Regions from separate parts of the Homo sapiens genome. Here region 2 is linked to region 1. Evidence: chromatin loops called from intact Hi-C (ENCODE). Cell type or tissue: GM12878. All regions are shown on one strand.

Region 1 (4,000 bases):
GAGAGGCGAGAGAACAGATGCTGTTCACACTTCAGGCTTTCTAATCAGGGGTGAGCAGATGCTCTCCTGAGCAACTCCATGTTGAGATGTCATTAATGTAAAAATTAGTGTTTGTCTCTTTCTGCCAGAATGTGGGATTTACATGATCCTTCACACGTATCTCTGGAGGACTGGCGTATAATCTCATAACCAGCAAGGAGCCAATAAACCTTCATTCCAGAGAAAATGTTCAAGAACCTGGAAACTCCGAGAGCTTTTTTTCACTGGCAGCTCCCCGAATTCCTCACCCCTGCCTTCCCTTTGATGATGGCCATGGGCCCAGCTGTACCCTAGGCAGCCAGAGACATCAGTGGGGATGAAGATGGGGAAGGCCCGTGTCTAGGTGAACATATACAGAGCTGGTGTGGGGTTTGATTGTCAGGAAGCCTAAACCATGGGTACCGTTGGAAGGAGAATGGGATAACTCTACAGACACTGAGAGCACTTGGTCATCAGCTTCACAAACTGCACTTCTGTGCTGTGGGGTTTAGTTGGATTGGGTTTGTTGTGGCAGGCGAGGTCAACTTGATTGGCTAGAATGTGTTTCTAATGGTTTTACATCTTCTAAGCCCTCCTGATCTGCTGCAGATATCACCAGCCCTGGTCAGAAGGTTCTCATGATGTTTTTTCCCAAGGCCATGTTTTCTAGTTCTCTATGTTCTGCATTTCCCATTTGCTCCCAAAAGATCCTCATGGCTTTGCTCTGAATAGGAATTTATCCCACTAACCAAGGTTCCTTAATTCTACTCCCAACACAGCTAAGCCCCCAAGCTATCTGGGAACTTGAGAAATAGCCTGAGAGGCTGCTGGCTCTGCGAAGCACCTTAGTGGCTCTTTCCTCCTCTATCTACACTGAAACCCAAAAAGCACCAGGGAAGAGAGCAGGCTCCCAGTGAAAGACAAGCAGCTTTGTGACATGTAGCATAGTAGAAGAAACCCATCTCACCATTAGTCCCACACTCTGAGCCCACACCCAGTTGGGGTCCTTTTCCACCTCTCTTCCCTGTCCACCTCTATTCCTTCTGGAAACCTACTAGGCTGAAACCTACAAGTTAGGCTTCAGGCTTGGAACATTTTTAGCTGAGGACCCCATGGCATCCTCCTTCTGTTGCATTAAACAGGCCCCTGCCCACCCCAGGGCCTTTGCACAGGCTCTTCCCTCTTCCTAGAACACCTTTTCACCTGCTTCATGCCAACTCATCTTTTCCATCTCAGCTTTAGTGTGTTTTTTTCGAGGGGGCTTTCCTGACCTCCCAGATGAGCTTCCAGTCTCTCTCTCAGGTTCTCATGGTGCTGAACACTGCAGTTTTATACTCACTTCCCATCGTTTGGTTAGGGGCTGTCAGTTAGGGAATTCACGAAGCTATAATCTCCATCAGGGAAGGCACAGAGTCTATTTGGACTCCTTCCTGATTCCCCTGTGCCTAGCACTGGGGAATATGGCGAGCACTCAATGAATACTGTTTGAAACCTTGTGATTTACAGAAATGAGCTTATGTTCTTAGTTCGTATATAAATGTCTATATGTGTGTGTGTGTGTGTGTGTGTGTGTGTGTGTGTGGTTATTTCTCTCTAATTAATACCTATCACTTCCACATTATAATCTTCATATTGGAATTGAGGCTCAGAAACCACCTTTCCTCAGCACCCCTGAAGGGGGCATCCCAAAGGGGCCCCGGGTGACTTGACACAGGGGGCCTGGTGTGGACATCCCACCCAACAAGGCTTTCTGCAGATCCCCTTTCTCTCACACTCCCTCCTGGATTCCTGGTTTGTAGCCACATTTCGGTGCACCTGGTAGGGTCTCCTGCTCCCCTGGGGGCTCACCAGAATGGTAAATGGGTGGTTGTTTTGTCTCTTTAGCCACCACTGACCAGTAGGACCGAGACCAGCCACACTGGCTTTGCAGAGCGGGTGTACTAGGAAAGGATGATGCAGCTCCTGCTTGGGGATGGCACTCAAGGTGCCCTGGGGACATGGCTTGGATTGCCAGCCTAGGACCTCAGCTGTGGATTAGAGAGCAGTACCTCTGAGCTGCTGAGAAATGTTTCATGTGCCCCGTCCCCTCCTGTTAGAGATACATATCTGGGGCTCTTCACATGGCGTGCAAAGCCAGGTTTTTTCCCCACCTTGAAAACACACAGCTGGGCTTCCCTGAAGATGCTGTTTTGAGTCACCCTCTTACATCCCCACCAAAAGGGTAGAGTAATTGCTAATGAGGGAACCACCTACCTCCCCCCACCCTGCCCTTGCTCTGAATGGCTGGAGCAGGAACACACACATATAATGAGTTACAGGAGCTTTAAATCACCAACTAAAACCACACGCTCGATTTCCCCTTTGGAGGGATGTTCAGCCAGACAGCGGCATTTTCCTCCCCAGCCACACGGTTTTTAAATATTGCATTTCAAATAGGAACAGGCCAGCGATTGGAGGACCTCTCCCATTTTAGGAGAGGAGCCCCTCTTCAGTCCTGGCCTTCAGTTCATACACTTTCTGCTTTCCTTTGAAGGAGTAGGGTTGATTCAGTACTTTGGGGACTTGGTGACATTAATTTATCTGTTTTATGTAACACAAAGTCGTTATTAACAGCATCCTAGATCATAAAAAAGGTATAACAAGAGACAAAGAGGGTTTTTTTTCCCCTTGAAGATAATAGCAGTCTTGCTGAAGAAGAGAGGGGTCGCGGAGCCGCTCTCCGATTGGTGGCTTAGACCCCGCATTGACATTTCTGCAGTTTCATCAGAAATTCTAAATAATCCATGTGAAAACGGGCGGTTATTTACCGAAGATATACGCACTGCATGTGCCCGTAATGCACTGAAGACATAATCTTGGCTCTCGGAGCCGCCTTTTGTGTAGAGCGGCAGCAGCTGCTGCAGAAGCCTCAAACGAAGCAGTCCAAGACATCTGGGGGAAACTGAGTTTGGGGGCGACAAATAGGAGGGCTTGATAACAGGAACGTTAAAGAAATCCATCTCCGCTGCGGACAGCGTGGGGAGTTGCTAAGTTGGCACATCTGGACCAAGTCACAGAGCCTAGACGCACGGCCTTTTTGTTTTTCCAAGCTGGTTCTCATTTTCTGTAGGTGAAGAAAAGCGTCTTCAGCTATCAGTGCAGGGGCAGGTCTGTGCAATCTCGTCCCTTCCATTTTGTAAGTGCCCATCAGCAAGGAGGTCTCAGCACCTGGCCTTCCTTTTTCCTTTTTACGCTAATAGGACAGGATCGAGAAACAGAACCACATGGAGGGATGTCCAGCTTCTGTCTGGGACTGGGAGCCTGCAATCCCCTGGCCGGATTTTTATTTGAGAAATAATTCTGGCTGCTTTCATCTCCTTTTCCATCTCCTTCCCACCTCTCCACCCCAGCCCCCAAAGTCCCCCTTCTCTCCCTCCCTCCCTCCCTCCATGGGGTGACAGGCAAGAGAGGCTGATAAAGAGCCAGACCCCCACCCTCCTCCTTGGCTCCCTGCTGAGATGGAACGGCTAAGAGCAAATGTGCAGGGTCAGAGCATTAATGGGGGCACAGGCAGTCCATCTCCGCCGGCCCAGATGCTGGGGACGCTCTCTATCCTGTGAGAGGGAGGAACGGAGGGGACAGCAAGAAGGCTTGGAGGAGGGCTCCTCCTGAATGGGGATGTTTGTTTTCCTGGATTTTCATGAGCCTGCTGCCGGCTCACACCCACACAGCCGTACACCAACCCACACATCCACACACTGACCCACACAGCCACTCACCAACCCACACAGCCATACACTGACCCACACAGCCACACACTGACCCACACACCCACACACTTACCCACACACCCACACAGCCACTCACCAACCCACACAGCCACACACCGACCCACACAGCCACACACTGACCCACACAGCCACACAGCCACACACGCACACATCAACCCACATAGCCACTCACCAACCCACACAGCCACACACCAATCCACACAGCCACACAC
Region 2 (4,000 bases), 260 kb after region 1:
CAACCTTGTCCATGAGAATCAGGGGTGTAATGGAGGCAAGCAGTCCCATCCTAGACTTTTTTTTTTTTTTAAGTTCGTTACAGTTTTTCTTGTTCACCCAGAAGTGACTTCTTTTCAAAACTAAATGATTTCAGCCTTGGTACCATTACAGCTCTTCTCAGTGAAATAGCAAGGAGAACTGTCTGCTGGCTTCTAGCAGAAAGCGCCACTGTGAAATGTACCCTAGAGAAGATGCTGCTTTCAGATGCTTTCAGAGCGGCCGGGAAGTCCTGGAGTCTTCTCACTGTTGACCTTAGCGTTCCTTGGTCAATACATGTGACAACAACAATTTTCCTTTGCCATTGCTGTTCCCAGAGCACCCAGCCAGCCTCCTACGATTTGAGGCTCTCCTCTAGGATGCCAGTGGGATTTGTGCCCCTGGTAAGCTGAGAAGCGGGTGTGGATTTGGGTTTGGAGGGAGGGAGGTATCGAATTCCTTTAACAGGCTGGCCTCCTGGCAGGCAGGAAAAAAACTGTGAAAGTGTGAGGTGGAAGGGGCCCCGGCGCTGGCCTCTGCTGGGGACAGAGCATCGCAGCTGTCTGACCCCGGGTGAAAAGTTCAAATCTGCATTTAAAAGGAGTGCCAGTCCCCCCCCACCCCCCGCCTGCCCCCTTTCCCCCCAGTCAAGTTGAAACTGTTCACGTTTTAGAGGATATGATCAGGCCCTGTGCTGGGACACCAGGCAGCCCCGCTTCACTTCTGTCAAGACCCAGTGCTGGGGGGCGGCGGGGGAGCTGCTCAGCTAAGACGCAGTTCTTGAATAACAATAGTAGTTGAGGACGAACCCTCGGAGGCGCCTGGAAGGGAGGGGAAGTTTCTCCCTCAGTCAGACACTGGGCATTTAACCCCTTTTTCTCCAGGTGCTTTGCAAGGCCGTTCCTCTTCTGTCCTCCTCTCCAGGTCATTGGTGGGTTATGTGGGGGTGCTGGCAGGGCTCCAGGGTACTGGGGGTAGGGGGTAAGGAGGTGTCTGGCAGCTGAGGTCACCTGTCCATGGAGGGTGGTGGAGCTCAGGCCTGGAAGGGCTGCTCCCCTGTCGCGTGGGGTCAAGGAGGGCCCAGGCTTGGGGAGAAACTTGAGTGGGTTGGGATGAGAGCCTGGCTTCTGTTTTCCATGCATCTACCTTCTTCCTTCCCCATCCTGCTCCTGCTGCCTGGCACCCAGTGGGGTCTGGCCGCAGCCCTGCCTGAAACCCCCTCCACTGGGGCTCTGATTTGTTTACTGGAGCATTAGGTGAATGTAAACAGTTCAACCTCTCCGGTTTTATATGCTTAAAGGGTCTGAGTGTGAATACAAATGGGTATTAGGCCCCTGTGGTTCCAATGACTGTCCTCCATCCGCTCTCGTTGCTAACTAGCAGGTCTTTAACCTGCTGGGGGGAGGAGGAGGAAAAGAAAGTCCTTTGCAAGCGTGTGGACTCTGGGATGTCTCTACTTTTTTTTTTTCCTGTTCTTTTTTTAAATGCTGAGCTTTAAAAAGTGATGTTGGGAGGCCCCCATCTGTAGGACTGAAAGTTGAAGAGCACTGAAGAGGAAAGCTGCCCGCTCTGGGGAAGGCTAGTTATTTTGGTCTCTTTTTGGGGACGAAGAGAAGTTTTCTAGGTTCCTGTTACTTTGTCGCATGCGCTCGTGAAGTCTGACTATGGCGTTGAGAAATCCTTTAGCACTGGGCAGGTGGTCGAGTATACCTCTGGTTTTTTTGTTCTTTCTGAATCTTCTTTTTAAAAGGGTAGTTAGGAATGGATGCCTTGTATGACTGTGGTCACTAGGAAAGGGTCTTTAGCCAGGTTTTTGTTTTTGTTTTTTTGTTTTGCTTTTGTTTGTGTTTTTTGAGACAGGGTCTTGTTCAGTCGCCCAGGCTGGAGTGTAGTGATACAATCATGGTTCACTACAACCTCCATCTCCTGGGCTCAAGCGATCCTCCCACCTCAGTCCCGCAACCCGAGTAGCTCGGACTGTAGGCATGCATCACCACGTCTGGCTAATTTTTTAATTTTTTGTAGAGACAGGATCTCCCTGTCTCCTCGGCATCCCAAAGTGCTGCAATTACAGGCGTGAGCCACTGCGCCCAGCCTATTTGGCCAGTTTTAACACATCTTCTTATTTTCTCCCTACTAGAGTAGGACACATTTTTTTTTTCTTTAGGGGCTCTCAGGAGCTCATAAAGTTTTGAGGCAATGCCAGGCCACTTACTCTTATAAGGTTCTAGAATGTGCATTCTATTGGGGTGCTGCCTTCCCTCTGAAATCTCAGTGCCTTCACCCCCCTTCCCCACTCTAACTCCTCCCATTCTCTCCACACCTCTGCCCTCTCCTTCTAGCAAGGGTCACAGTGGGCCTTCTTTTCAGCCAGAGGGCCCGTGGTGACCTGCAGAGAAAGGAGCAGAGGATCTTCCGCCCTGCACGCCCGCGTTCTGGTTCATGCATTCAAGGCCCAGCTCGTTCTGTTTGCTGTGGTGGCTCTGAGTCCAGTCACGCCATCATGGGGGCATTTTAATTAGCAGTGCCTTAGTCATTAGTGAGTTATTGTTTTTGTCTGGAAACACTTAAGTACTGTTTACTCGATGTCTCCACGAAATGCAAAACAGCAATTAAGCAGAAATTTGTTGTATGAGGCAGGGACCAAAATGGATCATCAAAAGCAGGTTGTGGTTCCTCCAAACCAAGGAAAATCGCTTTTCCCTTTGGCCTCCTGATACCTGGAATGCTCCAAACCCTCTCTTTCTTCCCCGACCTGCCCCCTAGAGTTACTGGCTAGAAACACTCGGGAACTTCGTGTTTTCCTGCGTCCTTCCTTCCTTCGCTGGTGTGAACATTTGGGTTTGGTGAAGTGTGAATGTTTACTTCCCCCCCCGCCGCCAGGCTTTTTTGGTCGGCTACCTGGGATATTTCAAAACATTTTCAAACGAAGATTAATTATTTGTGAAAACATTTGTGATGATTTATAGAACTTGAGTTCGTTTTCTTTACGCTTCTTGAGACCAAGTGCCATTGTTAGTCTGATAGATCCTTGTGACCTCTTGGGAGTATTGGGATGCTGAGATAAATATCCTATTTACCTAAAAAGAAATCTTTTTATGGATTGGTAAGAAAGAAGCCAAGGCTAGGAATTCTGGCTGCAGTAGAATGGAGAGGTAGCAGGAAACCACACAAGGGGTGGAGAAGTGTGGATCTTCTGTAACTTGGACGAGTATGGCTGAACCTAAGGAAGGAATTGCTCCTTGCTAAGACACAACACAAAACAAAAATCCCAGACCAGCTTCAGTAGGATTCACCCCCTCCCCAGGGTACAAGGTTTATGGAAAATGGAATCCCTGAGAAGGCTGAGAGGGGCGTGCAAGGGAGGCAGGTTAACTCCAAATGTATCATATTAGCCTTCTTTGCAGGAGACACATTGGTACGAAACTCTTGGTAGCAAGTTGGTCATTGGGGACCCTAGTTTCTAACTGCTCTAGCTCTGGACTCATGCTTCCTGTTTCTTCTTCTTTTTTTTTTTCTCTTTTCCCTTCAAACAATATCTTCTGACTTCCAGATTTCTGATAAATTGATAAGAGGCATTGCGTGAGTCAATAGAGCTGTAGACACTTTGCCAATATAACCCCGGCTCTATTGATCTGCCAGTAAATTAAAGTCTTACTTAGAGGCTGCCGATATTTCTAATCTCCTGCCTCACCAATTACATCCTCCCAGCTACCTGGAAAGAGGACTTGAGCCTTCTAACCTTTTTGTGGTCTGCTCTCCTTCCATGGAACTGGGGGCACTTGCCTTGCTTATCTGGTAGGTGAAGGGGCAGCGTGGAGGAGAATGAACCTGCTTAACTCCTTATATGGGATCTGTCTCCGTGCTATGAGATTCATTAGTAAAAATGTCTGGCAAAGCAATTCCATTGTGGTGGTCACATACATTTTATAGCGAGTCTCCAGGCCACTCTTGCCCTTGGGTGGGCTCCAAGATTGGAGGTAG

What was found. A loop is a pair of places that touch in the nucleus more often than their neighbours do. Peaks named below come from ENCODE experiments on the same cell type or tissue, not always from the same donor. Only the 100,000 strongest peaks of a DNase experiment are listed, where the experiment ranks them.
Region 2: a loop joins it to region 1, with 2.2 times the contacts of the local background. A loop is called at or near these places in 1 of 110 quality-filtered maps.

Annotation. Positions count from the first base shown.
Region 1 is chr16:73,287,616-73,291,615 of GRCh38, reverse strand. It overlaps a transcript of ZFHX3 not described here. Among named protein-coding and RNA genes, the nearest start is that of ZFHX3-AS3, 57 kb to the right of the region's middle. RefSeq lists an enhancer at 2,071-2,360. In GM12878, no CTCF peak of the experiment used is centred here; DNase peaks (open chromatin) are centred at 1,468 and 2,235; H3K27ac peaks cover 1,736 bases.
Region 2 is chr16:73,030,171-73,034,170 of GRCh38, reverse strand. The region is part of intron 1 of ZFHX3 (zinc finger homeobox 3); the gene reads left to right. Among named protein-coding and RNA genes, the nearest start is that of ZFHX3, 16 kb to the left of the region's middle. RefSeq lists enhancers at 957-1,126, 1,062-1,624. In GM12878, a CTCF peak has its summit at 1,543; a DNase peak (open chromatin) is centred at 1,550; H3K4me3 peaks cover 1,585 bases; H3K27ac peaks cover 1,828 bases.